Regions from separate parts of the Homo sapiens genome. Here regions 2 and 3 are each linked to region 1. A link is a loop called in an ENCODE intact Hi-C map of the cell type or tissue named here. Cell type or tissue: GM12878. All regions are shown on one strand. Each heading gives the region's core, and the rest is flanking DNA. Links, peaks and the distances in the headings are about the cores only.

Region 1 (11,269 bases), core at 1,335-9,334:
CCTAAGTAGTATAGCCTACTTTACACCTTGGCTGTATGGTATAGCCTATTGCTCCTAGGCTACAAACCTGTACAGCATGTTACTGTACTGAATCCTGTAGGCCATTGTAACACAATGGTAGGTATTTATGTATCTAAACATAGAAAAGATACAGCAAAAACACAACATTATAATTCATAAGACCAATGTCATATGTGTGGTCATTGACTGAACCATTATTAGGTAGCAGATGAATGACTGTTTATATATATCACCTCTCTCTCTCTATATATATATACACATACACACTTATAAGTATGTATACATATATGTGCATATAGGAATGTACACTTATGTATATACATATGTATATGTATGTATACATGTATGCATGTATCAGTTTGTATACATATATGTACATACTTATACATATACACATATGTACACATAGGTATACATGTGTATATAGGGAGAGAGTGAGTGGTGGTATAAACATGCATACATTTGTATACAAACATATATACATACATATATACACACATATACATGCATATACATACATATGTATATATGCACATAAATATACATGTATATACACATATACACACATATGTGAATATGTGCATAATATACATATATGTATATATACTCCACACACCACACACTATATATCTCCCTCATATACATATATGTACATATATGCATACTTATACGTATATGTGTTCATATATGTATACTTATACATATATGTGTTCTTATATGTATAATTGTGTATACATACATGCATACATATACATACATATGTGCATTGTGTATGTATATATATGCACATATGTATGGTACATATATAAGAATTTATACACATACACATATGTGTATATGTGTGTATATAGAGAATGCTAATATACACATATGTGTGTATATATGTGTGTGTACATATAGAGGGTACATGTGTGTATATATACATATATGTATATATGTGTATATATACATATATACGTATATATGTGTATAAATGTATATGTGTATGTATATATACGTATATATGTATATGTGTACATATATGTACATGTACACATGTCCCCCTGAACTTAAAATAAAAGCAAAAAAAAACTTATGAAGTTACAGTCATCAAGAACAGTATATGGCATTGGCATTAAGAAAGGCAAATAAATCAGTGGATCAGAATAGGTGGTCCAGAAATATATACATATATATGTGTATATACACATATGTACATGTATGTATATGGGTGTGTATATATATACATACATATTTATATATATATATAGAGAGAGAGGGCATAAAGGACTTGGTTAAACATTACAGAGAAAGTGCCTATAGATGACATGGTGAAAATGTATGACGGGCTTATGAAGAAATTAGAACACTGTGCATTCTAGAGCAAGGCATCATGTCAGTTAATAAAATCAAAGAAAAAGTTCTAAGACAAAACTGTTGTCAGTGGAGCAGATGACTGGAGAAAACACTTTTAAAAGCCATCCAGCAGAATGCCTCCTCATCCCTGGAGGTTCCACTTCCTGCTCCTTCAATTGCTCTAAAGTTTCTTCTCACCTAAAAATGTAGAATACAGTGTACAATAACCTTTTAATCAAAACACAGCTTTACAGTTAGAGACTGAAAGCCTGGCTTTGTTGTTGCTGTTGTTTAACAGCTAATACAGGTATTCTGGAGGAGCTACTGTGTCGCTCCGTTACCCTGAACACATTATTTCTTTCACTGTATTAACCCATTTATGCCTGAGGTTGCATTTTTTTGAATTTTTGCACTCAGACCTTGGCAATGACCTTGAGCAGTAGGATATAAATAACTCCCACATGCTTAGTGTTCCATTATTGGGTTAATGATAAGTCATAATTTTTGTTATTAAGTACCTATGTGCAAGTAAGTGTAAGAAATTGATTGCTGATAAGCAGCATATAAGTGCAGAGTCAGGAATGATGTAATGCCAAACAACCACAGATTGTCCACCTGGGTGGCTGAGATAGTGACACTTTTGCTTTCTGATGGCTCAATGTACACAAACTTTGTTTCATGCATAAAATTATTAAAAATATTGTATAAAATTGCCATTAAGCTGTATGTATGAGACACATAAGACATAAATGAATTTCATGTTTAGACTTGGGGCCCACCCTCAAGATATCTCATTATATATGTCCAAATATTCCAAGAGCTGAAAAATCTCACAGAAACACTTCTGGTCCCAAGCATTTTGGATAAGGAATACTCAATCTCTATATATAATCAAGTATTCTATCATTGCAAAACATATTCTGTGAGCCTGTAGATTGTCTTTTTATTCTCTTTGGAGTGTTTTTTAAGGAGTACAAATTTTAAATTTTGATGAAGTCCAAATTTTTAATTTTTTTTCTTTGGTGAATTGTGTTTTTGATGTCATATCTAAGAAGGTTTTGCCTAACCCAAAGTCACAAAAGTTTCCTATGTTCTAGAGGTTTCACAGCTTTAGGTTTTAAATTTAAATTCATTTTTGTTTATTGTACAAATTATGAATCAAGCTTCATTTTTTGCATACAACTATTCATTTTTTCCAGCACTATTTGCTGAAAAGATCATCCTTTCTCCATAGAATTTCCTTTGTACCTTCACTAGAAATCAGTTGTCTCTCTCTCTATATATATATATGTGTGTGTGTGTGTGTGTGTGTGTGTGTGTGTGTGTGTGTGTGTGTGTAGTTTATTTCTGGACCCTCTATTCTGATCCACTGATTTACTTGCCTATCTTAACACCAATACCATATACTGTTTTGATGACTGTAACTTTATAAGTCATTTTTTTAACTTTTAAGTTCAGGGATACATGTGGAAGTTTGTTACATAGGTACACTCATGTCAGAGGGGTTTGTTGTATAGATTATTTCACCACCCAGGTGTTAAGTCTAATACCCATTAGTTGTTTTTCCTGCTCCTCTCCCTTGCCCCACTTTCTACCCTTAGGTAGGCTCCAGTGTGTATTGTTCCCCTCTATGTGTCCATGCGCTCTCCTCATTTAGCTCCCACTTATAAGTGAGAACATGAGGTATTTGGTTTTCTGTTCCTGAGTTAGTTTGCTAAGGTTGATGACTTCCAGCTCCATCCATGTTCCTGCAAAGGACATGATCTCATTCTTCTTATGTCTGCATAGTATTCCATGGTGTGTACGTAGCACATTTTCTTTATCTAGTCTACTATTCATGGGCTTTTGCATTGGTTCCATGTCTTTGCTGTATAATGTCTTGAAATCATGTAAGGCTACTCCTCCAACTTTGCTCTTCTAATTTTGTTTATTTTTGAGACAGGGCCTCCCTCTATTGCCCAGACTGGAGTGAAGTAACATGATCATGGCTCACTGCAGCCTTGACCTCCCAGGCTCAAGTTTGCTCTTCTTTTTCAAAGTTGTTTTGGCTATTCCAAGTCATTTGCACTTCCATTTGAATTCTATAATCAAATTATTAATTTTCACAAAGCCCTGCTCTGGAAGTCCATCAGGCTCCTCTTGTGTTCCTCCTCCCTGGTCACACCTGGACTTCCTCAAGGCAATAAGCTCTGGCAATGGCTTCAACTTGCTTGCTTCAGGTGTCACTGTCCCTCATTGCCTGATGTCTAGAAACTTCAAAAACTCTTTCACGTATTTTTTTTTCTTTTGTTGTTATTGTTGTTGTTTCAGGCAGGAGGATAAATTCAATCCCTGCTACTCCACCTTCCCTGAAAGTAGACTCGTGTTCACATTTTTCGAAGTATCCTTATATTTTAGATTAACATATTGAGTGATGTACAGATAAAATGACAAGACATCTGGAATTTGCTTTAACATACTACTGACATCTGAAAGTGTGGGGGGCCTAGATGAAACACAATTGGCTCCAAGTTGATAACTCTTCATACTGGGTGATGGGTAAAATGGAGATGAAAGAAAGAGAGAGAGAGAGAAAGAAAGGAAAGGAAGAAAGAAGGAAGGAAGGAAGGAAAGAAGGAAGGAAGGAAGGAAAGAAGGAAGGAAGGAAGGAAAGAAAGTTGGTGTGAGCTTAAAATTTTCCATAAAACAGTTTTCAACATAAAGATCTTGATACTACTGCCTAGCTCAAGGGATTGTTGTGAGGATTAAATGTGGAATTGTATGTAAATTGCCTAGAACTATGCTTAGAACTTAACGAAGAGTAGCTATTAATACTACATAATTGTATAAAACCAACTACCAAATATATATTAAAGAAGTCTGATAAAAATTTCTCCTGAAAAGAGATAACCCTTTAGCTAAGAATGAATGCAGGTCTCTGCTCACCCCCACCACCTTCCTATTCCCTCCCGTGGTGCTGTCTTTCTAATGTCACCCTGAGCTCTGGCTGCCTGGCCCAAATAAGTCAACACGTCAGCATCAGGAAAGAGGTATTTGGAGAAGGATTAGAGAGACAATTTTAAGCTCATACAAACTTTTCTTCTTTCTCTCTTTATTTCTCCCTCCCTCCCACCCTTCTCCCTTCCCTCCCCTCTCCTCCCCTTCCCTCCCCTCCCCTCCCCTCCCCTCCCCTCCCCTCCCCTCCCCTCCCCTCCCTTTCCTTTCCTTTCCTTTCCTTTCCTTTCCTTTCCTTTCCTTTCCTTTCCTTTCCTTTCCTTTCCTTTCTTTTCCTTTCCTTTTTTTTTCTGTGCATTAGTTCCTTCAGGGAGTCTCCCAAACCCACCAACACTAAATTTGGTACCTTTTCTCTGAATTTTCCTGGCACTCTGTCCCTCCTACTGTCAAAGCACTTAAATAGGGCCTGGTAGCTCTCTAGTTTGGAACCTCTCTCCCAATTCCTAAGATTTCCTTACATTTGTTTCCATATCCTTAGAGCCCAGCACATAGTAGACACTCAAAGCATGCTCGTGGAGCTGTTTAACTTCATGGTCCCACCTGTCCATCTTTGCGACCCTCTTCTCTATGTGCTTTGTTTCTTCCTCTGTGGGCTTTGTTCCTGCCTCTGTGGGCTTTGTTCCTGCCTCTGTGCACAGCCTGCTGGGGTGACGCTTTCCTGTTTGAGAGTCTTGACATTCAGTTTCTGTTTATGTACTTACTCAGGCTCATTATAAGAACTGGCTCTTTTCTTTTTCAATTAATTGCACTGCCATGAAAACTCTGTCTCTCCAACCCTTCTCCAAATACCTCTTGTTGCTGTGTTGAGTTATTTGAGCCAGGCAGCAAGAGCTCAGCAAGACAGTAGAAAGACAGAACCAGGAGAGAGAAGAGGAGGGTGCTGGAGATGAACAGAGACTGCAGGGGTCTCCTTTCAGGCTGGTCCAGAGCCCCACATCTCTTAGTATGCACTCAAGTAGACCAGGGTGAAAAATTCAATCATGAAAACGAAAGAACTTAGAACCACAAATGTGAGGGCTAGGAGGGGCATCAACATAACTGAACCTTTCATACTTGCTCCAATCACCAAACACACATGTGCACACACATGTGCAAATGCACGCACACACATGCACACACCTTGTCAGCTGGACTTGTCTCTGAAGTTTCCTTAGGTCATTGTGGAACAAGAGAACAATTTGAAAATCACCGGCCAAGTTGGATATTTTTAATTTGAGGAAAGGCACAGAGATGTTGAGTCTGGTATCCAAATCTCACAATTTCTGGTTTCTTTTCTTTCCATTAATTAATCTACACTGCCACCTCTGACCAAAACAACAACAACCATGCTCCATAGATGTATCTGCATTCTGGATGTCACAGCCATAGAAATCTTCCCAGTGTGAATCAAATATTAGTAGACGTGTTGCTGGAAAAATCACAGCTTTCAAGAATGAATCTGAAAGATTTCAAGCTTTTCTCAGAAAGAAAAGGCCGCGTGATATCCAGATTGAGATTATTTGAAAAGCTGAGACTGGGGAGATGAATCTTCTGCTTGGAAGGCCAGAAAACAACGAAGGCCATTTTGTGTGCCTGAGAGAGAGAGAAAGTGGTTTTACACCACCATCTAGTGGTAGAAAGCAATACTGTCGCTAAAGCTCAAAAAGGGTTCATGATTTTTTTAATTCAACCGACAAGGATTTATTCTAAAGTCTCTGATTTGTCAGAGCTTATACTAGACACTGGGGATATAGCAAATGTTAATTACAAAAATCCATATACCAATTTCAGAAATCTCTCTCCCCCTGTTATTCTTACAAGCATCTCTAGTCTGCGGTCTTCACTACCAGGTCCCTCTCACTCCTGAATCTGTAATCCAAAGTGACCCTCAGACAGCTCAGATACCAGAACATAGAGACCTCTTAAACGCCAAGCTCCTGATGTGGACATTTCTGGGGAAGGGGAGGCTTTCACAAGTTCTCCTTGAATGATAACCATTCAGTTGCTATCAGTCTGAGAATGCAAATATATGTGCTTTCTTGAGTCTTGGAGAATGAGACATCAAGATTCAGGTCATTCTCATGGAATTTTGGAGAAAGATTCTTATGATGGAATAGGACATTATATGATGTCTTGAAAAGGACAGCCTATGATGTTCAGGGCTCAAAAAGTATCTGACCTATAATCCAATGACCTATAATCCAATGATGAATTACACACACACACAATAAACATAATTTTAATGCATTGTTACACTTATTAAAAAGTGAGGGAAAACTTCTGAGGCTCTAAGAGTTAAGTAAATAATAACAGAAGCAATGAACTACAACCTGAGCAGGCAGCCGTAGCAGTAAGCAAGTGAGCAGAGGAGGGAGTTATATGGTGGGATTGTCTGGAAATAAATACTTACATTGCTGCAATCAGCACCTCCAATATAGGTTATTGGATTCTTACAGATTGTATTCCATAAAATATAGCTCATAACGAAAACAGAAAAACCAAAACCAAAGAACACACAAGGAGCACATGAGAGACAGCAGAAATAATACATGAAAGATTAGACTTTCAAAGACCAGATATTGGAGTGATCCGAAAAAGAATGTGAAATGCAAACCAAAAATAAAATTCTAAGTCCCCCCAACCAACTCAATGGACCCCTCCTGTCAGCCAAGGGGATTCCAAAGAAACATAAAATACTAGTTCCAGCCATGATGCGAAGGGCAGGGGAATTGGACATGCCTCATTACACCCTCCTCTCTTTGGAATTCAGGCACAACTGTCCAGCATTAAAATTAAAACAGAGATCTCAAGACTGACAAAACAGACTCTGGTAACATTAAGATACCAACTTCCAACCTGACTCAAGCATAGCATCACATGACAGATAGCAGGGCCTGAAAGAAACAAAAGTATTTTACCCCAAATTATAATTCTTTGCCATATTTTGAAATGGCCCTGCAAAGCTGTCTCCTGTGGGGAAAATTTACATTCTGCAGAGAATCCCCTTCCCTTTCCAGGTATTTTTCTGACCCTGAAGGGATTAGATGAGAGTTTAGCATTTTTAAAGGTATGAATAGGAAATATTAGAATATTAGCCATTTATTACTTCTAAGAGCAGCTGCCTATGAGACTTCACCTACATAATAAGAACTGTGGTCTCCACATCACCTTACGTTAACCCAGACACTCCTTTCTGTTGATTCCAGGTCTTTAGATAATAACTAACTCTTTCAACAAATTGTCAATCAGAAAATCTTTGAATTCATCTATGACCTGTAAGCCCCCACTTCAAGTTGTCTCACCTTTCCAGACCAAAGCAATGTATACCTCATATGTATTGATTGATGTCCTGTGTCTCCCTAAAATGTATAAAACCAACCTGTAACCCAACCACATTGGGCACATGTTCTCAGGACCTCCTGAGGCTGTATCATGGGTCATGGTCTTTGCATTTGACTTAGAAGAAATCTCTTCAAATATTTTACAGAGTTTGGCTTTTTGTCAACAGAAACAACCATGTGTAAAAGGTCAAAAGAAATGGAAAAGGAAATTTTAAAAAAGCAAGAAAAACAGAATGTGAAAACTGGGCTGGGCGCAGTGGCTCATGTCTGTAATTCCAGCACTCTGGGAGGCCAAGGTGGGAGGCCTTGAGCCCAGAAGTTTGAGACCAGCCTAGGCAACATGGTGAGACCCCCATCTCTACAAAAAAAACACATTCAAAAAATAAATACAAAAGTTTAAAAACCAATATGGCAGATTTTAGAAAGAACTAAATAAAACTCGTAGATTTCAAATACACACCCGGATCGCAATGGCTGAATGAAACAGCAAATTAAACAAAGATGAAAAGACTATTAGAGAGTTGGAAAATATAACTTGAATAAATTACCTATAACACAGCCCAGAGATATAAAAGGATAGTATATCCAAACAGATGATCAAGATACATAGATGAGATGATGGAAGCAAATTCTAACGCAACTAATTTGGAGTTACAGGAGTAAAAGTTGGTGCACAAGCAGGAGGAGGGCTTGCAAAGCAGCAGTTAGGAAGGTAGGGCGAGATGGTGAGCTGAAATGATCATGGTGGTTATGACGATGATAAAAAAACTGAGGATTCTGAGGTTAATAGCCATTTTCACTATTTTTAAAGCACATCCCACAAGGAGTAGAGCTGATCAAATGATAAAATGAAAGAAAATACACAAGAGAGTTGCTGCTATTTTTAAACGATGAAACTGAATGAAATGGTGTTTGGGAGGAAGCAAAAACAAACTTAAAAATATACAATCCATAGTGATGGACTTGGGAACATAGGATCAAGAATGCTTTGTACACTTTCTTCTTTGTTTTCTAAAATTTCTACAATAAATAGGTAGACAGGGTCTATTGCTTAGGATTGCAAGCTGTATTAGGTTTGCATGGGAAGAAAAAAATGATTTCTCTGTACCCTTCAGGTTCTTTGGCTGAGCCATGAATTAAATTGACATAAGGCATATTAACAGGTGAAAAATAATTTGAATTGTGTATGTATGCACAGGAGTCCCACAAAAATATGAGACTCAAAGAAGAGCTGAATGATTGATGCTTATATATTATGGAATCCTGAGCTACAGACAGAAAGAGGGGTTTGGGGCTCCTAAGGAGTAGTGGGGACAAGTTATGGAAGGATGAGGGGGGGGAAATGTACAGTGAATAAATGTGGTCTCATTATACAGATAAGGATCTCTCAGGTGGTAAGAGTTGTCTCAGGAGCAGCTCTTTCCTTAATACAGATATCTTTATTAATAAAAATTTTCCTTAGAGATGCACATTTATTTTACAAAAGGGTAGCTATTCAGAGCGCTCTTGCATCTAGTTTCTCAAAATAATCTGCTAATAAATAGCATGCCCAAGAGGAATATTTAGGGGTGATTTGTCCTGAGCTCCAACAGTTTTTTAGAGCTACTGTAACAAAATACCACAAACTGGGTGGCTTAGAACCACGGGCATATTTAATGTCTCACAGTTCTGAAGACTAGAAATCTAAAATCAAGTTGTTGGCAGGGCCACACTCTCTGTGAAGCCTCTCGGGGAAAATCTGTTCCATGTCTGTCTCCTAGTTTCTGGAGTTACCAGTAATCTTCATCACTCTAACCTCTGCCTCCTGCGTCATTACACAGCATCTCCCTGTGTGTCTGGGTCTCTGTGTCTCCTCTCCTCTAACAAGGATACCAGCCTTATTGGATTAGGGACCCACCCTACTCCAGCATGACCTCATCTTAATTATATGTTAACTTAATTACATTTGCAACAACCTTATTTCCAAATACAGTCATATTTGGAGGTTCTGGGAAGCACATGACTTTTAGGGGACACTATCCAACACAGTACATGGGTGTTTGGTTTAAATCTTGGCTCTGCTACCAATTAGCTACGTAAACTTGAACAAGCTAGTGGCTATTTTGAGCACCCTGTTTTCTTATCTGTAAAGTGAGGACAAGAATACTCACTCCATAGACCTTTTGTGAGGATTACTGTGAAGGGCTGTGCTTGTGCCTATTGCAGAGTAAATACTTAGCAGGAGAGAGCTATTATTTTTGTTTTCACTGTCAGAAAAAATTTTTTTTAACAAATTTAAAGACAGAGAAAAAAGAATCACCTTGTCAGTGGACCAAAACATGCCATTTAAACAAAGCAAGCTTTGGGAAGCACCATGTCAACCTAACATTCGTTTCTCTCTCACATTATATTTAGTACCTAGTAAAAAACCTAATTTAGCTCAGGATATACTAGGTTCTAGTTAACTGATTGTTTCTGATGCAGGAGATAACATTTGCATCTATTTCAGTCTCAGGCTAAGAGGCTCAGAAAAGATACACAATTTTAGCTAAGAGTACCTGCCTAATCTAAAAGTATCTATTGCTACATTTTTTCATTTTTTTTTTCCTACTCTGCACAAGCTTGACTTTCCAGTTCATTTTAACTTGATGTCAAGTATATCCAAGGCCTTTTGGTTAAGAGAAGGGAGCCGTATAATCTACTTGACAGAAAATAGCTTCCTTATCAACCTAATTAAATTTCTCTTCATTAAGGTTGCATATTATGGATTTAAAGATATGTTATCTGGGAAGGTTATGATACTAACTTATAAGAAATTATTAACATTTTAGGATGTATTATTTTTCCAATAAATTAGACCCTTAAGAGGGCAGTTCTTTCTGAGGTGAGGAAGGAGGTTCAGGAACATTCCAGAGCCTGGTTCACTTCAGGGTACACTTTTTATCTGGGAAAAGGTAGTGAGAGGGTAACTGAGAGCCTCTGAGAGGCAACAGATTTGCCACCTGAGAAAAAAGCCCCTGAGGCAATGACTGTGTTACTTACATGTGTATAATGTTCCATGTGCTCCTCTGAAAATACCCATGTGGCTTTGTGTACACATATATTTAAAGAATGTGTAAGCAAATATAAGCAGGTTATGAAACATACACACAAAACAAAAAGAAGTTGGGTGCTGGAGACACCCTGCCAGAGCCCACAGTTAAGCTCCCCACATCCCAGCCTGTGATCTGGGCAAGTAACAGAAGTTCATTGGGCCGGTTACATCAGAGCCCCTAGGGTTATTTTAAAGATTAACTTTGTTACTATTGTAAAACACGTAGAATATTGCTTTACACAATATAGGTTTTTAAAACGTCCTTAGTAATTCGCTTTTTTCTTCCTGCCAAAGACATGAAGATGTTGTGCCTCTATTTGTTCTTCATAATCTCATTATGAGTTTTGCTTTGGAACAGTAGGTTATAATCACCTGAGGATTCCCTTTTGAGTTGATGAACAGGATGAAGCTAGCCCGTTTCCAGCTGAATCTACATCAAATTAAGGAAAGCAAAAATATTTTTTAAAGAACAGACTGATGTTTAGTAATGGAAGCAATAGTATTTTAGTAGTGAAAAAAAAAAAAA
Region 2 (11,269 bases), core at 1,395-9,394, 630 kb before region 1:
GAGCTGGTCCTGAAAAGATGCTTAGCAATTATGTTGATCGAGCTTGCCTTGTGATTCCTGCTTTGGGGATGTTGTTAAACATGCTTGATTCCCCACTGATCCTATCTCTTCATTACAGGTATATGATTTCTAGATGTTAAAGGATGCTCCATTATTGTTTCTTAGATTTCCTTGTGACCAAACTCTCATTACTGCTATCTCTCTGACGGCAGTTGTAAAATACTGTCAATTGTAGGGCATATCCTGATTTCAGGGCTGTAATTGGAAAATATACATGGTATTTAGATGCTGAGCCATCAGGATTAATCCTCTAAAAATTTCTTATCTTTTAAAAACAAATTTTCTTTCACATATTACATATTGTTCTGTGTATAGTTACTCTTCTACTGTGTACCTTAATTGCAAGGTAAAGAGAAACTTGAATTTTCTTAAAGTGAAACAGAAATGGCAAGAATCCCTGGGGTCCTTTTACCTCTAACAGCAGCACATCTGCTAGAAAACTCACCTGACCTGGGAGATGATCAAATCATAAAGAGAACCACATTTGTGATTCAGGCACCCCTTTGCAGGTACCTCAGAGAATCATGTCTAGAAGCAGTGGGAAACATTTCTCCAGCTGTCCCTCTGCATAGATTCACAGATTCACAATTATATTATACACATCGTTCTATAACTGCATGTATTCACTCAAAATTGAGTAAAAAAATCGATTTCTCGCATCATTATGAAGGGCTGTATTGTATTCTATTGAATAAGTGTACTATGCTTTATTGAATCCATTCTCTAATGATGAATATTCAAATCACTTTCATTTTAATTATTGGAATTTACCAATGCTTTAATAAGTATCCCAGTATAAATGTTTGGAATTGCTGAGTTAAGGGCTATACACAATTTAAAGGCTTTTTGACATAAACTTTTCTTCCAGAAAGTGTATACCAATGTATGGTTTCACCAACTGTCGATTGTAGTGCTAGTTTCCTCCTATCCCTCTAATCCCATTTCCTCATATCCCTCTAATTCTCGATTTTGTCAAGTCATTGGTCAATGTGAGGAGAGAAAAACGGTCTCTTGGCTATTTTCAATTGGTTTTCTTTAATTACTCATGAGCCTAACGAACTTTTCAATGTGATGTGGTGTCCTCTGAGAGAGAAAGCAGCTGCCCAAGTAGGGTTGGAGTGGGCAGGGCAGCTGGAGTGGCCCCTTGGTTGGTGTCAGTAGAAGGTATCTGTCAGGAAAGGAGTAGTTACTGCTTTGGAGACCTGGAAGGTTTGGAGAACTCTGTGATTTAAGCCCTTTAGCCTTCATGGAGATCCTTTTTGTTACCTTCCCAAAGTAGCTGGATGCCTTTCAGGTTCCACAGTTATTGTTACTTTGACCATAGTGTCTGCGTGAATACAGAGCATCGACCTCTAGACTGTATAATCCTCATCTAGTCCCAGAGACAGGATGGCCTAGGGGCAATAAGTAGGTGAAGTGTAAGTAGGGCTTTGAGTCAGTGAGGATTAAAGGGAGTGTTGGGTCCATCAAGTAGGTAGACAAACACTTTTTTTTTTTTTTTTTTTTGAAGCAGACTCTTGATCTGATGCCCAGGCTGGAGTGAAGTAGTACAATTCTAGCTCACTATAACCTTCAACTCCTGGGCTCAAGTGACCCTCCTGCCTCAACCTCCCAAGTAGCTAGCACTACAGGCATGCACCACCACACCTGGCTAATTTAAAGAAATTGTAGAGACAGGGTCTTGCTACGTTGCCCAGGCTGGTCTTGAACTTCTGGTCTCAAGCAATTCTCCTGCCTCAGCTTCCCAAAGTGCTGAGATTACAGGCATGAGCCATTATCCTCAGCTGGAAGAGCATAAATGTTTGAAGGCAGACAGTATAAGGCATAGTGAGGGAATAGTAAGTCTAGACAATTTTCCACATAGGTGAGGAATGGGAGGACGTGTTTGAAAGGTGGGCTGAGATCACACTGTGAACTTTGAGCATATGAAAGTGAGTTTTAGGAGGGGGATCTTTATCTTAATGGCAGTGGGGGCCCTCTGAAATTTTTGGAATTCTGATGTGGTGGGACCTGACAAGTGTCATGTAGTAGGAAATTTAATAGCATTGGAAAGCATTGGAAATGAATGTGGGTAGTACAAAAGGTTTCTATGTGTATCCTGTACTTGGTAAAGGGTAGAACCTTTTCAGTTATGGCTGATTTGTGTTTAGAGGGACATATAATCAGTTGAATGCTTCTAGTACATGATTGTTGTTATTTTCTATTTCTCAGAAAAAGACAACTTAAGAGTAGCTCATTTTTTGGACACACAGATCAGGCTTTTACAATATGTTTAGGTTTTAACAGAATAACAGAAAGTGGAATTGTTTTTTGAACATGTTATGTGGTGTGTGGGTAGATATTTAGTCTTTAGAAATGCAAAATGGGCTGGGCGTGGTAGCTCATGCCTGTAATCCCAGCACTTTGGGATGCTGAGGCGGGTGGATCACTTGAGGTCAGGAGTTCGAAACCAGCCTGGTCAACATGATGAAACCCCGTCTCTACTAAAAATACAAAAATTAGCTGGGCATGGTGGCACGGGCCTGTAATCCCAGCTACTTGGGAGGCTTAAGCAGGAGAATTGTTTGAACCTGGGAGGCAGAGGTTGCAGTGAACTGAGATTGCACCACTGCAATCTAGCCTGGGTGACAGAGTGAGACTCCATCTCACAAAAAAAAAAAAAAAAAAAAAAAAAAAAAATTGCAAAACGAATTCAGAAGATGCATCAAAAACAACCTATAGAATTGCCATGAGATCGTCAGCTTTGCCAAATGACAGCAAACATATAATTTCAAATGGAAAATACACTCATTAAGCCATTTAGACTAGTGAAGTTATATGTGTTATATTTTATATTCCATTTGTATATGGACTCATTTTTCATATTGAAATATTAGCATAAATGAGGAGATCTAAACACTGCCTTCATTTGATTGGGAAATTATCTTAAGTACATGATATAGGATATTTAAAGAGGCTTTAGCATTCATAGCTTGGAATTGGATAGTTTATGGTTATTTTCTTATTTTTGTTGAAATTTAAACTGCACTTTCTGAAATAGCATTTATTATACTTTCAGATATCATCTGTCTTGACTAGGAAGTCAGTCACTGAATGAGTAATTTTGTTTCTGGTATTACTGCCTGACAAACTGATTTTCAGAGATGGTCATAAAAGCAGCATTAATGATCATTTTTAGAGATAGAATGACAAATATCTTGATAAATCATGCCTTGTGCTTAACTTATTTATGAATAGTTTCTGCTGTGGATCTTTTTGGTGCTCTTAAAATGCAGTTAAATTTGTAGTTCAAGAATTGAATTTTTATTCTTCCAGTAATTGCAGCCAAGGGCTGCACTCTCTTTCAGCCTAGATAAGCCACAGTGACATTCCTAGGCCAAAAGAAGGATGCTTGTTGAAAGCTGGTGGGCAGTGAAAAGGACAGGCAGTGTATAGCTTCCCTTTCAAATGCAGAAACAGGGCTTCTCCAAGGTGGAGTGTTGATAAATTATGGGATATTCCAAAAGTCCTTAGTCCACACTTTCTGCTCTAGCAAAGGTAATTTTTGCTATTTATTTTGACCTAAGTACCTTTATAAAGATTTTGTTTTTTCCTCTGGAGGAAGGTAACTAATATTTATTGAGCACTCACCATGTGCCAAGCATCTTAGGAAATGCTTTAAATGCAGTCTCATTTAATTCCTACTATTACCTTGTGATGAAAGCATTATTATACTAATTTTGAGGATGAAAACATTAAGCCTCAGCCAAGTAATTTGCTTAAGTTTATATAGCGAGGGCTGACTTGTTTTTTTTCTTTCACCAACCCAAAGTCTATACTTTTTCTAGTGCCTGCTTAAGACTCAGTATGTTAAAACTTTAAAAATATTTATTGAGAGTTTCAGTATGTTCCAGGTATATAACTTAGATATATTTATTTTCATTTTAAAGATGAAGAAATGGAGAGGTTCAGATTAATACTTTTTTCAGCATTACACAGAGCCAGGATTCAAACTTAGGTCTATCTGACTCCAAAGCCTATGCTCTTACCTACCACATTGACTTGTAAGACTTTTTCTTAAAGGGTTATATTTTAAAATTATTATTAATATTTACAATTATTTTCTATTTAATTCTTTTCTTAAGTACATAAATGCCATAAGTGCTACCCCCTTTTCATGCAAATATAGTGAGTTAATGTGGAGGATCTACTACTAAATGCCTTTAGGATTCTGCTAAACGCTTCGAATACGTTAGGGTTTCTCAACCCCAGTGCAATTGATACTTTGGGCCAGATGATTCCCTGTTTGGGAGACAGCCTGTCTCGTGCATTGCAGGGTGTTTAACAGCATCCCTGGCCTCTACCAACTAGATGCAAACAACACTCTCTTTTCCCCCTACCCAGTTGTGACAACCAAAAATGCTTCAGACATTATCAAATATCTTTTGTCAGAGAGGAAATCACCTGAAGTTGAAAACTAATGGTCTACATTATCTCATCTTATCCTTAGAACACCCCATGAGGCTCATATCATTATGATCTCAGCTTTACACAATAAGAATAACTTGCTCAGGGTCATATGCTGAGAAATAGTATCTTCAGGGCTCAAATTGAAGGCTTACCTATGACTTTGGACTAATTTTTGTTGTATTTCATGGACTACGTCTTGTCTTCAAACTTAACTTGAGCATCCTCAAGGCTTGGCTATGTCAGATTCTCCTTTTTCTTTTGCCCCAAGGGCACCTAGAAAAGTACTTAATACCCAGCTGTGCTTTGACAGATGTTCATTAAGCAAATGACCCATTTTATGTGGGTCATATTTAAATAAGCATATTTTAAATAAAATAGAGCTGAGTGCAGTAATTAAGAATCAGACACATCACAGGTTTACATCTCATTCCTGCCATTTATTAGTTATAGGATCATGGAAAAATTTTTGACCTATTTGATTTCCTCATTTGTTTGTGACTAATAATCCCTCCTGTGGATAATGTGAGGAGTGAGTTAACATATAAAGTCATCTAGCATAGTACAAGACACAAGGTTACAAAGTTAAGTACATGATAGCTACTAGTAATACAAATAATATTAATATTAATGATAGTAAGGTGGCTTGGATTTTCTCTTTATATTATGACATAATTTACATATACTTTTATTTCAATAAATTTAGAAAAAAATTTCTTGTCTGCCTAAGACAACTTGAAAGCTGCTGTTTCATTAACGTTAAATAAAAATTACATGAAATATAAAATATACAGAAGGTAAATGAGGAAATTAGGGGGAAAAAGTAAAGCCAAACAAACAAACCAAAAAAAACCCCAGGACCATTAAAAGACAAAATTAACATATTGTAGTACTGAGGTTTCAGTGAGGAATTAAGCTTAGTTCCTTTCATTTCACTAAAGAAGTTTTAACCCTTGTGGTGGCTCAAGGGCTAGGGCTTCTTTTGGCTTTGAGAGCAGATGAATTGACTCATCCCTGACCTCAGCCCTCAGCCTTCTGCTGATTTGGCATCTCTAGCTTCCTTCCCCGAGGTCTGACCTTTTGCCTCATTTCCTCTGACTCAATTTTGGGTTCTGTTCTTGGCTTTCAGTTTCTGCTCTGAGAGTTCCTTTTCTAAATTTCTGGGTCCTCTTGTAGGTTAGTTACTCACTTGTTTCAGTTTCTCTGCTGGTCTCCTTCTTAGGGTATGGCCCTCCATGCTCTGCCACACCTGGGTTGCATCAGCTGCTCAAAGGCAGCATTTCTCACCTGCTGCTGCTCTCCCTGATCCAGGGCCAACTTGGACAAATCCCTTCCAAATGTAATTGGCCATAATCATGTAGGTTTTAACTATAGGTTGGTGGCATTAAATTTCCAAGACAGTAAAATGTCAGGGTGGAAATTCATTGTTTTTAGATACTGGAGGGACTTTCTGTGTTTTAAATGCCTCTCAATTATTTTTTTCATCCATTGGCACACTTTGGAATGTTAATATTTGTAGTAAATACTGAACTACATAGATAATGCTGTTTGTGGTTCTAGGAATTACATGCCTATCCTAGGGACTGAGGGGACGACTGTCTCAGCCTCCTATATGATATTATGTATAGAAATGCACTGGTTGAGAAGCTCTATTCTAAAGTCTCCATGAAAACACAAATAGATAGCACTGGGCAGGGGTTGGGAGAGAGTATAACACCTTAAACAATTATTCTCTAGCTTCTTTATTTCTATTTGCCTGTCAACTGCTTTCTAAGGGTCCTAGACAGCCCTGGAAAAGTTGCCCCAGGAATACAAAACCTTAAGAATGAAGATAAGGACACTAAAGTTTCTGTAGGGGCTGGAGAGGGAATACCTAAATCTATTCTAAGACATGTTGGGAGATACTAAAACTGGAACGAGATTGGGAACAGGCAGAGAGTTAGGAGGCTACCGAGGGAGTTCAGGAATGAGGTATTGAGGGTTTGGTTTATTAGCTGCTCACCTGTAGAGGAGTGAGTCACTTATTTAAATTCATACAGAAAATATGTAAGCATATATGGTGGGTTGGTTGTTAATACTTTGTCAAATGCATGCCACTTAACTAATCGTGGGAGGTCACTATAATTACCATTTAGATGTGAGAGGTATACGGAGGGAGAAAGAAGTCAACAGTAATATGCAAGTTACTATTTTAATTAATTGGGGGAATTGAATTGCCATTCACTAAAGAAAGACTAAGAAAAAGATACAGTTTTGCTGGGGGAAATGGCATGTTGAGTTTTGAACGTGCAAGTTTGAGATATTTTTGCCATATAAAATAATACCTATCTGAAAAGTATTTGGAAGGTGGTCTGGAACTCTCAGGAAAAAGCCAGATCAGAGTAAACAGATTTTAGAAGTGAACAATATAGAGATCTATACATTTTCATTGTGGGCCCTGGAAATCATATTCAAAATAGTATGAAAAATGTGTGCCAGTGTAGTTTTTCTGAGGAGGGGGTCCTCTATAGTTTCAAAGAATCACTGCTACAGATAGATGAGATAGGTAAATTAAGACCTTAATGGCAAATGGGTAGAAATTATGATTTTTAAAGTAAAAGAGGAAAATGAATCAAGGATAACTTCAGGGTATTTTTTTCTTTGGCAGCAGTGCAAGAGTAGGAGAAGAAATTGGTTTGTGAAGCTATGGGGTTAGAAATACTGAATTTGAATTAGAATGTAGCTTTGAAAAATAATGTGTCCAATAGGCAGTAGGCACTGCGGCAAAAAAAAAAAAAAAAAAAACAACAGTTGAGAGATCTGGAATATAGATTTGTTTGTCTTCAGTGTTATGCTGATAATAGAAGCCCTGAGTGTATGTGAGCTTTAAGCCAATTATTAGACTAAAAAGAGAACAGTGAAGAAGTCCAAGTTTTGAGCTTTGGGTATTACCCAGAGTCGAGAGCCAGGTGAACAGAAGGGCTGGGGCACTCTGGGCACTTGACAGAAAATTCAGTCGTGAATTGACTACAGCACATTGCTTGCCAAAGCCTTGCCCGAGGCAGCTGCTGGTTGATGGAAACAGCTCAGGGTGTGTGTCAGCACTCTTCCTCTAGCTGGCTGGACTGGTAGTCTTCAAATCCTTTTGCTCCCTCATCCTTATAACAATATTTAAGTCACATCATCTTATTATATGTACATATGTTTAGATGCTGTAGAGAATATGTGAAAACAGAAATTTATGAAGATGAAATACATTGATAAAAGATGAATGTAATATATATATTCTTATAACCAATGGATTATTTTGTGCACCTTCTGTAATGCTTTTTTTTAAAAGAAACTTTATTGAGATACTGCTTAAGTACAATAAGTTAAACTCATTTAAAAGGCTACAATTTAGTGACTATTGACAAATGTGTTCAATTATGAAAACACCACAATCAAGATATTTCCATTACTCTCGAAAGTTTCCTGGTGCCTCCTTGCTGTCCATTCCTCTCTCTAACCCATCCTTTGGCAAACACTGATCTGCTTTCTTTCACTGTGAATTAGTTTTAGTTGTTATAATTTTATATAAATAGAATCATATAGTATCTGCTTTTTTTTGTTTCTGTCACTCAAAGGATGCTTTTTTTCTTATTGCTGTATGGGATATAGCAAAATGTCTTTATACATTTACCTGTTGATTGTCATTTAGGTTGTTCCCAGGTGTAAACTATTACAAAAATACCAGCTACAAATTTTTTTTTGTATAAGTTTTTGCATGGATATATGTTTTTATTTGTCTTGAGTAAATACCTAGTTATGGAAAAGCTTGATTTTTCTAGGTAATTAGAAAGTGCTTGGCTATGCAAAAATTATTGCATTTCCCAGCAAAAGTGTGTTCATTAATTCTTCATTCAACACACATTTTATTTATTTATTTATTTATTTATTTATTTATTTATTTATTTATTATTATTATACTTTAAGTTTTACGGTACACGTGCACAATGTGCAGGTTAGTTACATATGTATACATGTGCCATGCTGGTGCGCTGCACCCACTAACTCGTCATCTAGCATTAGGTAATCTCCCAGTGCCATCCCTCCCCCCTCCCCCCCACCCTCAACACACATTTTTAAGCAAGCATAACTTGTGCTTTAAGAGCCAACATAAATATTACATCTCTGCTTTTGAAGAAATTTAATTTAAGATATATAAATTTGGAAGCCATATAGATGATTAAGTTGGTGTTTCAAGTCACGAGACAACACAATTATTTATCAAATGGTAGTTCAGTTTGGGAATAGAAATTGAGTACTGTTGGCTCTGTAAGTGAGAAAAAATACAACCAAAATTAAAAATTAAACTGAGAATAAATGCAACATGGTATCCTGGATTGGATGCTGGAATGGTAAAAGGACCTTAGTGGAAAAATGGCTGAAGTGTGTATGGAAACTCTGTACTATCTTTACAACTTTTCTGTAAATTTAAAATGATTTGAAAATAAAAAAGTTTATTTTTAAAAAAAGGTTCATTGAGAAACCAATTGTAAAATTAGGAGTTTCTGTTCAATAAAATTTGTCCTGAAGCTAAAAAAATTTAAACTGAACTAAACATTTGATCATATATGACAAAGATACATTCTTATTAAATAAAATGCACTTATCAGTCAATAATAACAATCCTACTCTCTTCAAAGAATATTGGACAAAGTATATAAAAGCAATCAGTAAAAGGATTCATACATATTGCTATATAAGGAAGGAACCATATTCACCTGCCTCAAGTTTTTACATAAAAGGACTTCAGCTACAGTACCTTGTTCCGTTTCCTCATTTCTGACTCCATCCTAAGCTAACTGATCTTAATAATTGGTGAGAAAAAAATAACAACTGCTTGGCTCGGCTCTTTCTCAATTTTCTCTTTTCCTATAGATGCACCTCAGCTGCTTGTGTTTCAGTTTTAGAAGAATCTTGGAAGGTCCAAGTGTTATCAAAAGTCAAGTATTCTTTTCTGATCAGCCTAAACATTAAGAAAGCTATTTTTTAAAATCAGTGTGATTCCTGTTTCTGTTTTTAGTGATTATTAATGCAGTGTGTGTGTGTGTGTGTGTGTGTGTGTGTGTGTGTATGAGAGAGAGAGAGATAGAGAGATTTGGTTTTGGGGTGGGGTGGTGAGTACAATTAATTATCTCAACCCTTGACAGCTAATAAACGCTTGAAGATATATTAATTCTCCATAGTAACCAAATAAGTGCAACTTAAAGCAAGGTTGCTGCTACCGAATTGATAATTCATAAAAGGTTTCAGAAGGAAAAATAGCCAGTTTTGAAGAATTTTTAGTGAAAGGACCTTTAAACTGTGAGTAGAAATATAAATTGGTACAATTTTCCCCAAAGGCAAATTGGCAATTTGTATCAATAACCATAAAATGGTTCATACTCAATTTTGATTTTATGATAAAATCTATGGAAGCAATCACAGATTTCATCACAAAGATTTATAAACAAGGATGTTAGTCAAGCACTATTTATAATGGACAAAGAAAGCAAAACAGCCTTATTATCTAATATGGGGATATTATGCTACTTACTATTAAAGCCATGAAAATCATTTTTTGAAGAGTATTTGTTGATTTGGGAAAATTAATATGATACAGTATAAATTAGATAAAAACAAGATACAATACTATATGTGTGTTTTAATTCGAATTTTGTAAGCAGCTTCTATGTAATAAGTTTTGTAAAAAGCATTTTTATAAAATTATAATTTTGAAAAATAATTTTGTAACAAAGCCAACACAAATACATTCATAAACATATTTGTAAAAAAGTATTATTAAGTGAGATGATTCTTGTGCTCCAGACTTGTAGCTGAGGTTCAAAACTGTGAACAAAGTTTACTATGTACTGCACAGAAATGGTAATTTTTGGGGGTGCACAATGTTTGTGAGGAGTGGGCCCAATTAAAAGGGTGTCCTCATGATGCCTGCCTGCCACACAGGAGGCATCTAAAGCCAGTGTGAAATTGTTAAGCAGAGAACCAAGAGCCAGGAAAATAATCATAAGAGGGTGACAATCTCTCCCAGTTAAGTTAGGAGAGATTTATTCGTTTTCTCTTCCCTGTCTTTGGTGGAGTTAGCCTTTAAGAGAAAAGAGGCAGTATGTAAGGGTGCTGCTTCTTGCATTCAGAACCTTGTTGACAGGGAACCCAAGTGTAGCTTTCATTGGTGGCAGGGTAATGGAAGAGCTTTAAATTTAAGGTTGAAGATTGAAATTTGAAAATGAAAGGACTGAGCCTTAAGTATCAAAGCAAGACTCTTCTGTAACTCTAAATTTACATGTACATGTCAGTACATACATGGCTTGCTGATGGGGTCCCAACTCACTGCTGTGTACACATGAAGTGGTTTTTATTTATTTATTTTTACTGTCGCAGGTCAAACTCTAGTCCCTCCCTTTATTATTGCAACTCTTATTGATGTGTTGACCAGACTCTATATCTAAATTCGTTGTTTGGTTTTTATAGGATTGTGTATGTATTTTGTACATCATGAATGAATGAAAAGAGCTAGAAGCATACGCCCTAAAAATTGAAGATTAATTAATGATCTTTTAGTCATAGATTTATCCATTTTGTTTGCATCTTTAGACTTCCTTGTATTTTCAAAAACAATTATGTATAATAATTTATAATCTCACAAAAATATATATTTCAAAAATGTCTTCTGTAAAATTATAATTGAAGATGATATTCATTGTGTTACTTGATTTACATATTTTACAAGGACACACAC
Region 3 (11,269 bases), core at 1,233-9,232, 280 kb after region 1:
AAGCAGACAGAAACATCCTTCTATGTTTTTATTTTATTTTTTGAGATGGGGTCTCACTTTTTTGCCCAGGCTGAAGCACAATGGCACAATCACAGCTCACTGCAGCCTCAACCTCCCAGTCTCAGGCAATTCTCCCACTTCAGCCTCCCGAGTAGCTGGGACTACAGGCACATGCCACCACACCCGGCTAATTTTTGTATTTTTTTTAGCGACGGGGTTTTTTCATATTGCCCAGGCTGGTCTTGAACTCCTGGGCTCAAATGATCTGCCCACCTTGGCCTCCCAAAGAGCTAGGATTACAGGCGTGAGCCACTGTGCCTGGCCAGAATTGCCCTTTTGAAAAATAAGAGTAGTCAGGAGTGAATGTATATACCTGAGTGAAAACCGCTGGGGATCACACAAGAATGAATTCATCTTTGTCTGCTTCCTAATTGGCTTTCATTCATTCATCCACTAATTTATTCAGAGAGATCTAATTGGTCTCCCTTCTTCCGCTTTTGCACCCCTACAAAGTCTCAACATATCATGTCACTCTTCTGCTCAAAATCCTCCCATCTTGTTCAAAGTAAAAACAAAATGCTTCATAATACTCTTACAAGACCCTCCATGATCTGCCCTTCGAGACTCCCCCAGCCTCACCCCGTGGCCGTGTCTCTGATCCCATCTCCATCACTCCTTTCCTTATCCCTGACCGTGCCTCCAACCCTCACCTCCATATTCACTCCACTCTAGCCACATGGCCTCATGGCGTCTCTCTTCCATCACCCCAACCCACCTGCACCTCATGGGTTTTCATTTGCTTCACTTTCTGCCTTCGTGAAATCTTCTCCTAGGTTCTGAGTGACTTGTCCCCTCATTCCCTTCATGATTCTTCAGTAAATTTATCAAAGAGACCTTCTTTGTCCATCCTATATAAAATAACAACACCGCTCCCCACCCCGTCAACATTTTCTTCCTCTTTACCTCATGTTCTCTGTCTCCATAGCCCTTCTCTCTAACATCTTTTATGTTGTTGTTGTCCATTATTTGTCTTCTCCCCCACTAGAATGTAAATACCATGAGAGCTGGATTTTGCCTGTTTGGTTCACTGTTGTGTCCTCAGCTAAACAGGACAAGGCATATTTGCTGAACAAGTTGAATTGAATTACTCACCTAATATTTACAAAATGGCTACTATGTACCTGCCATTGTGCTAGACAGGAGATATATTGGCGATAAAGACAGCTCATATGGAAAATAGGACTTGTGCATAAATATAATACCAAGTGCACCAGAGAACAGGTGTAAATATGGTGCAGTGGGAGTTAAGAAGCCGTTATTAACGTATTTTTTAATTCCAATAAGTGGTACAGCAGCCTGTCCCATCGGCCTGTCACAATATAAGCCAGGGTTTTCATCCTGGTTCAGTTTCCCAATACACTATGACAGGCGTGTAGGGTAGTCTGCACCTGTAAGCTTGATGTCTGCGGCCTTGGCATTCCAATGACATGGCACTTGAGCCAAATTAATATTAGTGTTTTTCCTATACCCTTCTAAATTAACTGAGTCTTTGACTTGTGGATGTATATGGAATCTGTTTTTAATTTTATTGCCATAAATAGTTGTAGGATATCCTCTATGCTGGTAGGTGGGAGATCCAATTTATTTCATTAAAATTTTGAAATCAGAAACTTATAAATGAATCATGAAATGACACTCATATATTTAATTTCATCTTCAGCAACCATTTTAATTGCTCTTCCTTTATCACTCACTTTCAAGGAAACAACTCAAGTTCTATCACCAGGTGGAAATAATGCCAGCCAAGGTACCAAACAGAGAAATGATGCAGCAAAGGCATTTGGATTTGATTTTGTCTATAGTTCCCTGTCATCCTGCATCAAAGCCATTTGTTCTCAGACCATCCATTGGGAACAGAAATCTACTATCTTAATTTTTATATACTATGATATGTAACCCATTTAAATATAGTTATACTGTAAATATTCGGAGCACCCATAACAGGTATTCTGACATGTAAGACTTTCTCAGTAGCTCACAGGCAGCAAATTCCTTACCTTTGCTACTGATTGGGGAAACACATCTCCCGCTATTAGTTCCTATTTAAAGAACATTGGTGCTTAAAAACAAGGGTCAGAGATTAACTCTCTAATTCCCTAGAAAAGCTTAGGTTACTCGGCTCTCTCTTATCCTTCTTTTATCATCACATTTTAATTATTTATTCAGTATCTGTCTTCCAGTTTAAACTAGAAATTTGCACAAGGACCATTTGTCCAATTTGTCACTGCCAAATCTAGCACATTACATTGTGCCTGGTATATTGTGTAGGCACCCTATAAATAAATAAATAAATGTATGAATTTATTTTTTAAACAATGAGTTCTTACTCTGAGTTCTACATTATGCACCGTTGCCTTCCCAGAACCTATGACCCAGAACTTGTCTTCACAATAGTAGATAAGATGTGCGTGAAACTGCAACATAATTTCCTAGAAAAAGATCTGTACCTATCTCCAAGCAAACCCAGAGAAAGGAGAAACCAAGGAAGGCTAAATGGAGAGGATATTAAGAAATGTTTCGGAAAGGCCTTCTTTTGAACTTAGTCTTGTAATATGAAAAGCAGTACATAAGCCAAAGAAAGGGAATTGTAAAGAAAAGAAGAGAAGCTACATCTACACAGATGTACACTGAGAAACAGACCTAGGGGTTTTGTTAGCAGTACATATAAATTGTATTTTATGAGAGAGATGCATCTCTGATGACCTCACACATTCCCTGAACAAAACTGGCCAGTGTTTCTGTGACCAGCTAGGGAAAATCCAGTGTATAAGTCACTTGGCTGGTTGACTTTGAAGTTTTGCCATTTTTTGACAAATGTTTCATTTGTGAGGATTCACATGATTTCTTATTTTATTCATGAAGTAAGCATCTATTCATATTTCCATCTCACATTATTTCCACCATTCAAACTCACATGAAATGTAGCCACCTTGCATACTGGTAGGAAAAATCCTTAAGTTAAAAAAAATTCTTTGGTGAGTATAGAAAATATTAAATTTTTATATAGAAAATTTCAGGTCAATTTAGACACTGGATGGATTAATAAGTCAGCAAAAGTTCTGGCTCTGACAGTTGTGATGCTGAAATGTAATTGAGGCCTCAGTGCTTCTTACACAGGACTACGTGGACTACTTCTCCCACCTTCTACCCAACACTGTAAGCCCTTTGAAAGCAGAGGCTATTTTGCTCATTTTTAAATTACCACCCCACTGGAAAAAATAACAAGAACAACTTGCATAGTTAGGAGTGAATAGACAGATGCCTGTTGAGTTAATAAATGCCACCTCCTCCCCTGTCTGACTTGCTTTCAAAACAGAAACTTTATCTCCTACCAAGACACCATTTAGATCTCATTTTGAGCAACTTGGCAAGAAAACTGAGAAAATTCCCTACCAGTTAAAGAACAGTTGAGCCACCACTGCTAATAACAATATTCTAAGTGATGGTAGGTGCTGAAATCTAATTTTATAAGTGCTCTAATTGTTTTCTAATAGCTGCCAAACAATATTCTACATGTCCACATATGGACAAATATCAAGAGTAGACTCAGCTTGAGGGGAAATCAAGGTTCAGAACCAATTTGGCACTAGTATACAAACAGGGTTAATGGATCTAAAAGGTAGAGAAGGAAGACAGCAGTTTGCTCCCAAACTGGGAGGTCAGCAGTGTTCTCCAGGAGAGATGGAAATGCAAACTTCCAGAAACCAAAAATCCCATTCAGAGCACTACAAAGTTATGGATTTAACACCTGAGTGAGGGAGGCTCACATGGCATCTTTAAGAAGCTCATCTGCTCCCAATCTCTGCCCCAAACCCAGCCTTATACCTACAAGGTTATAGCAGTTCCTCATTTAAGCTATTTTGAATGTATGCCAGACAGCACCTCACCTGAACCATGTGTGTTTCATCCATTAGAGTTACACAATATCCAAGGTGACTGTAGGACAACGTGGAGTCTCCATGCTCCAATGTGAGCAAAGTTTTCATTTATTAACATCAATTTCCCCAGAAAGTACATACCTGAACTTAGAGGTGAAGTACTACAAGAGTCAGCTGTGGAGACATTGGAGGAAATCATAAAGAAGCTCACTCACTTTAAGCATTTACTGTGTCCCAAAGAAGAATAAAATCCTTGTGAAATTTCTGCTTTAGCCAAGGTAGAGTAACAGACCAATTTACCCTTCTACCTCAAACAGCTTAAAAATAAGCAAAATATATAAAACAATGACTTGCAAGACACTGGACTTCAGGCGAAGGCAGTGATCCCTAAAAGGGGAGGTGTGCCCTATGATTGCTCCAGCTTACCTGCTTGAGAGTTTTCAGGCCTGGCATAAGGAGAGCCCAGCTGACTTCCAGCTGCTCATGGGAAGGTGTTTCACTGAGGCACTCTACTACAAAACTGGCCGAGGGAATTGCCAGGGGAAGCTAAGGTTGATGGGTGCTGCCGCCACCATGCACTGCAGAAGATGGCAGTGGAGAAGGTGTGAACATGGCAGGAGGCTGGAAAAGAATCCATCTGCATTGCAAGATCTGGGCATTGTGGCAGCCCAGCCAGTTGTACTACATGAGTCAGATGACAGGAAAGCTGTCTGTGCTACCAGGCACTGGCAGAGTTATATGGCTTGCAAAACCTACACTCTGGGGACACTACATGCACTGCAGGAGCCACACACAAGCCTCTTGTAACTTCAACAACCTAGCACTACGTAAGCCTTGTGCATTGCAAGAGCCTGCATTTGCAAGCAGGCTGGAAGGGTGAAGGAAAACCCCTTTCTCCTGCAATGTCTCTCTAGCGCCCTCTACTGACAAAACTAAGCATGGTTCCTGCAGGCAAAGAGAAAAATACAATAAAGATCCGTTAATTTTCTCAGAGCAGTCAGTAAAGGGTGAATTGGAACGGGGAGGCAATGATTGATTTTATATAGACATTGACACGGTGATTATAAACCTCATGTGGAAATTCAAAGGGCCTACCATAGCGAAAACAACTATGAAAAGGAACAAAGTTAGAGGACTAACATTACTTGATTTCAGAACTATCATAAAGCTACTGTAATCAAGACAGTGCAATACTGGCTTAAAAAATAGACCAAATAAATCTATAGAACAGAATGAATCGTGAATCCAGAAATTGACTCACACAGATAAGGGCAATTAGATTTCAACAAAATTTTCAAGGTAATTCGGTGGAGAAAGGACAGTCTTCTCAAAAAAATGATGCTGAAACAACTGGATATTCATATCCACACACACACAAAATGAACTGAGATCCATACTTGACACTATATACATTGTAAGACTAAAATAGGTGAAAATGGGTAATGAAGCTAAATGTAAACTCAAAGATTTTTTTTTAAACTTCTAGAAGAAAATATAAGTGAGACAGTTGCAGTGGCTCATGCCTGTAATTCCAGCAGTTCGGGAGGCCAAGGCAGGAGGACTGCTTGAGGCCAGGAGTTTGAGACTACAGTGAGCTATGCTCACACGACTGCACTCCAGTCTGGGTGACAGAGAAAGATCCTGTCTCAAAAAGGAAAAAGAAAATACAAATGAAACTTTTGTGACCTTCGGTTTGGCAAAGATTTCTTAAATAAGACACCGAAAGAATGACTGGATTAGATATAACCCATAAAAGAATAAATTGATGAATTAAAAACTTCTGCTCTTCAAATGTCCTTTTAAGAGAAAGAAAAAACAAAACAAGCCACAGACTGGGCTGCAAATTATATATCTGATAAATGACATTCCCAGAATGTATAAAGAAACCTTGACATTCAATAAGAGAACAAACAACCCTATTTAAAAACTTGGCAGACAGTTTAAGCAGAGGATAACTGATGACAAGCACATAAAAGATGCTGATGATCCTTAGCCATTATGGAAATGCAAATTAAAACAACAAGAAGATACCACTACTCACCTATGAGAATGGCTAAGATTAAAATGATCAGTTCTACCAAGTGTTGGTGAGAATGTGGAAGAACTAAAACCCTCATGCACAGCTGTATTTTCCACTTTAGAAAACAGTTAGGCAGTTTCTTTGAGAGTCTACACCTATTATGTGAGCTAGTGACTCTCCTCCTGTGTACTTACCAAGAGAAATGACAGGGTATATTCATACTAATACCCGTACACGCGTATTCATTGCACCTTTATTTGTAATAGGCAAAAACTGGAAAGAAGCCAAATGTTCTTCAGTAGGTGAATGTATTTTTTAAAACTGTGGTATACCCATACACTACACAGCCACAAAAAGAAATGAACTATTAGTGCACACAACTACATGAACAAGTCTCAAAATAATTATGTGCAGTGAAAGAAACAAAAAATCACACACCTTACAATTCTGTTATATGAAATTCTAGAAATTGCAAATGAAGTTATAGTGAAGCATATTAACTCTTGCCTAGGGACAGGGAAAGGAGGCAGTGGGAGAGATTACAAAAAGGGATTGCAAAAAAGCATAAGAAAACTTTCAGGGATGATGGAAATGTTCATTTTCTTAATTGTATGATGATTTTACATCATATAATCTCATGGAGTTTTACACTGTATATAAGTTCAGTTTATTATATATCAATTATATCTTCATAAAGCCTTTTTTAAAAAAAAAGAATTGTTTTTCCTTCCACGCTATCATCCCATTGTGTTAACTTATATGACTGAGTTTACAATTTTGACCAAATAGACAAATTAATGGAATGAAGAACTAGTTAAGTGCAAGGCAAAAACTTTACCTCATGAGTACATAAAACAACATGCTAAAGGCATTACTCATGTTACTCGAAGAGCTAAGTAAGACAAGTCCAGGAAATAATGTGATAACATTGTACAATATACTATCTTCAAATATGCTGCCAAAGATTCAGAAATCAAAGTGAGGGAGAACCACCAGAGTAGAGGATTCTATTCATGAGGTGAAGCTATAGACTTCTACAGAAAGAGAAAAGCTGTACTTTTCTTCTTACATTTCAAAACACATAAAACAAAATAGTCACTTTTTAAAATAAGTGCTGACCATTGAGTTCTCAGATAAGTTAGAAATGATACACTGCTGGTGAGAGTGTAAATTAATTCAACCATTGTAGAAAATAGTGTGGTGATTCCTCAAAGAACTAAAAACAGAACTACCCTTTGACCCAGAGATCCCATTACCGGTTATATTCCCAAAGAAATATAAATCATTCTATCATCAAGACACATGCATTGGTATGTTCATTGCAGTACTCTTCACAATAGCTAAGACACAGAGTCAACCTAAACGGCCATCAATGATAGACTAGATAAAGAAAATGTGTTACATATACACCATGGAATACTATGCAGCCATAAAAAAAGAATGAGATCATGTCCTTTGCAGGAACATGGATGGAACTGGAGGCCATTATCCTTCCCAAACCAACACAGGAACAGAAAAACAAACACCACATGTTCTCACTTATAAGTGGGAGCTGAATAATGAGAACATGTTGACAGAAAGAGAGGAACAAAAGAAACTAGGGCCTGCTTGAGGGAGGAGGATGGGAGAAGAGAAAAGTTCAGAAAAAAAAAACTGTCAAATACTATGCTTAGTACCCAGGTGACAAAATAATCTGTACACCAAACCCCCAAGTCACATGTTTACCTATATAACAAACCTGCACATGTACCCCTGAACCTAAAATAGAAGTTAAAGTATTTTTTAATGGAATTGTAAGAGCCTGCCTTTTATCTCTTCTGCTATTTAACATTGCCTCATAAATTGTTTTTCACAGCAGTTTTGATTCAGTGTATTGACATGGATTTTCTCTCTCTTTCCTCTCTGTGTTTTGATATGCCAGATGTATCGTTAAGATTACCGGAGAAATGGTGTTGTCATTTCCTGCTGGCATCACCAGACACTTTGCCAACAACCCGTCCCCAGCTGCTCTGACTTTTCGGGTGATAAATTTCAGCAGGTTAGAACACGTCCTGCCAAACCCCCAACTTCTCTGCTGGTAAATATGATTTTGCATAAATTTTTCAGAGATACATGTGGCTTAGTACTTTGTACTTAGATGAGGGATATATCTTAGCAACAGGGTCGCACTATAGTGAAATTACCACCACTCAGATATATTTGTAGATTCAAGCACAGAACTTTTACCAGCTATCAAAATTTGTTGTGGGTGGTTGTGTGTGAATGTGTGACTGCATATGCATATACGTGTTTTAATGGCCAACTATCTCAAGTGGTTAGAGAGACAGGGTAAGAAAATCTGTATCAGCAACAGTTTGTTCATCGTCTGTTTTACTCATTATCAACAGACAGTGGATGACAATGGTGGGAAATGAGCCAAATAACAAGAATAAAATCCTTTCATTGTATGAGCATCTTTTTATTTTTATTTTATTTTTGAGATAGAGTCTTGCTCTGTTGCCTAGGCTGGAGTGCAGTGGCACCATCTCAGCTCTCTGCAACCTCCGCCTCCTGGGTTCAAGTGGTTCTCCTGCCTCAGCCTCCCAAGTAGCTGAGATTACAGGCGCCCACCACCACACCTGGCTAATTTTTGTATTTTTAGTAGAGATGGGGTTTCGCCATGTTGGCCAGGCTGGTCTCAAACTACTGACCTCAAGTGATCTGCCTGCCTTGGCCTCCCAAAGTGCTGGGATTACAGCCATGAGCCACCACGCCTGGCCTTCTTTTTAAATCAATTGTGTGTGTAGGTGTGACTGTGCATGTGCATATGCATAATAAAGACATCAAATTCAGGTTTAATAGTTAATACAATTTCATTGTAATGATCATTGTTTTGATGGAATTTTACATGTATGACATAAAAGAAACTTATGCAAATATGTTTATATCAATGTAATTTTTCACATTTTCTAACTATTAAACCTGAATTTGATGTCTTTATTATGCATATGCACAGTCACACAAACCCACATGCATGCATGCTATTAAAATGATCAATTATACAAGTTAATTATTTGCAGTGAATGAGCTGAAAGAAGTCTTCTTGACAGCTTCTCCATCAAGTCCTGATGTTCATCTACAAACCTCTCTCTGAAGTGGCCACTTTTTTCTTTACTGCCACCTCCCTTGTCCAAGTGACCACTGTCTTTTCCCCATACCACTGCAATTGCCTTCTCTCCCTGAATCCAATCTTGCCCCTCTCCAATACATTTCAACAGCCAGGTGGTCTTTTGTGAGTAAATCAGGTCTCCTTTGTTCACAACTCCCTGGTGGCTTCGCATTACACCTGTCCCAGAATCTAAACCTGTTACCATTGCCTTTGAGGCCTTGAGTTGTTTACCCTTGTCTGCCTCTCCATTCTCATCTCCCACCATCCTGCCTCAGAATCCTTTTAGCTCCAGCCAGACCTGCCAATCTCAGAAACAGGCTGCATCCTTTCCCACAACAGGGCTTTGTAGTACTTGTTTCCCCTGCCTCGAATACTGTTTCAACCTTCTTCACCTGACTCCAACTCATCCTTTAGTCTCAGCTCTACTCTGCCTCCTGGACTATCCCATTCTCCTCCCCATACCCCCACCAACCAGCCCCAAACTAGTAGCTTGGTGCAAAAGTAATTGCAGTTTCTACCGTTACTTTTAAATGACAAAAACCGTAATTCCTTTTGTGCCAACGTAATAAATTCTGTCCCCTTGTTATTCTCTCTAAAGGTACCCTGTTCTTTTCCTTTGTAGCACTTACTACAGTTAATAATGACATATCTATTTGTGTTTCTTCATTCATCCATCTCCCCCACAAGACTGTGCAAACCGTGAGGGAATGGAAAAAGTCTCTTAATTCGAATTCTTGCTTCAGTTTCCCTCCATTTTTTGGTTGTGCACGTTGAGCCAGTTTATTTTTCAAGGTTCCTCCATCTGAAATTAGGAATTATGTGCCAATATCTTGCCAGTTTGTTTGTAAATATGACTGGTGTCATAGTTACAGCTTTTGTTGCATTGCATTTTTAGGCAGTTATGTTGCCAAGTTCTTAGGCATATGTGCAAAAGTTGTATACATATATTAACATACTGGTCTTATACATAGAATCAAACATCACTCAAAGTGGTTTTGCTTAACAAAATATTATATAGACCCTTAAATTATTATTTACAAAAGTAAAAAAAAAAGAAATAAAATATATCCCATTAATTTGGATCTTATGAACTCTACTTGATCACTGTAACAGGGCTGTGATGAGTGACCCTTTAGTCATCTATAGACTCTTTAGTTTCGTTATGCAGTGCCACTCCACTACCTCAACCACCACAACCATCCCCAGTTTTTTAAAAAGGCATTGTTGACCAAGCATGATTCTAGATTGCAGTACCAGCCTTTAGTGTCTATCATCAGCCAATTGTTTCCTTAATGTTTACTGAAGAAGACTTCATATGTCACCATGGCCCCTGGAGACATTTCAGTTTGCAATCCCTATGACAGGGGCCAAATTGAAATTTACATCTACTTTTTTCTTGTGAAAAAAGTTTGCTTGTAAAAAATATGCGGGAACAATTGTCAACTCAAGTATGAGACTGAAGAATGCTCAAGGCTTCTTGAGCATTTAAGAATTCCATCTCTGTGTAAGCATTTGATTGGCAAAGCTTTCTTGAATATTTATTAAAGCAGGTTCTCTAAGAAATTATCACAGACCTATGACAGCTTATTTTGCTATTAATCTCAGCAAATGTATTTCTTTAAAATAGCATTATATAATTGAGGGTTTCCCAGTTATTCAAATCTACTTAGTACAAATTAATGACATGTTGCTAGATATTAATTCTGAACCTCTATTTTGGCATGGTGTGAAAGTGTTATTTGTAGAACTGATATGGGCTGGAATCTGGCTGTTTCTTATTAGCTGCATGACCTTAAGCAAATTATTTAATTTCACTGACCCTCTGTTACTCTTACCTCCTGCCTGCTTGTATAGCAACAGCTCTGGGAGCTTGGGTAACTTAGATGCTTTTCAATTTAAAAAAACTCAGATAGCCCTTACCAGCATCCCTAGCTCAACTGAAAAGGGGCAAAGTCTTAAGGACCAGGTGTATTTTCCACCCCCTTCCTCCATTTCCAGGGCCAAAGAGCTTTGCCTCATCCTCAATAACTTTATATCCAGGGACAGCAAAACCACACTGGTCACACTGAGACTTGGCCACTCTTTCCTAACAGATCAGTGACAGTTTTAAAGCCCTGGTGTTTTTTACTCAGCTTTCTTGATTTATGAGACTTCTGGAGGCTG

Evidence for each region. A loop is a pair of places that touch in the nucleus more often than their neighbours do. Peaks named below come from ENCODE experiments on the same cell type or tissue, not always from the same donor. Only the 100,000 strongest peaks of a DNase experiment are listed, where the experiment ranks them.
Region 2: a loop joins it to region 1, with 2.5 times the contacts of the local background. A loop is called at or near these places in 3 of 110 quality-filtered maps.
Region 3: a loop joins it to region 1, with 7 times the contacts of the local background. A loop is called at or near these places in 41 of 110 quality-filtered maps.

The regions. Positions count from the first base shown.
Region 1 is chr1:66,440,649-66,451,917 of GRCh38, forward strand. No RefSeq gene overlaps it. Among named protein-coding and RNA genes, the nearest start is that of SGIP1, 88 kb to the right of the region's middle. RefSeq lists enhancers at 5,933-5,982, 5,993-6,042. In GM12878, for the core only: CTCF peaks have their summits at 3,310 (motif pointing left), 5,006, 5,633 and 5,958 (motif pointing left); DNase peaks (open chromatin) are centred at 5,023, 5,573 and 5,903; H3K4me3 peaks cover 887 bases; H3K27ac peaks cover 1,820 bases.
Region 2 is chr1:65,806,624-65,817,892 of GRCh38, forward strand. All of the region lies in intron 1 of PDE4B (phosphodiesterase 4B), which reads left to right. Among named protein-coding and RNA genes, the nearest start is that of PDE4B, 19 kb to the left of the region's middle. RefSeq lists an enhancer at 5,549-5,778. In GM12878, for the core only: no CTCF peak of the experiment used is centred there; a DNase peak (open chromatin) is centred at 5,618.
Region 3 is chr1:66,721,385-66,732,653 of GRCh38, forward strand. SGIP1 (SH3GL interacting endocytic adaptor 1) reads left to right here. Exons shown (of 25, transcript NM_032291.4): 20 at 7,880-8,035. Among named protein-coding and RNA genes, the nearest start is that of DYNLT5, 25 kb to the right of the region's middle. In GM12878, for the core only: a CTCF peak has its summit at 4,854 (motif pointing left); DNase peaks (open chromatin) are centred at 4,827 and 8,030.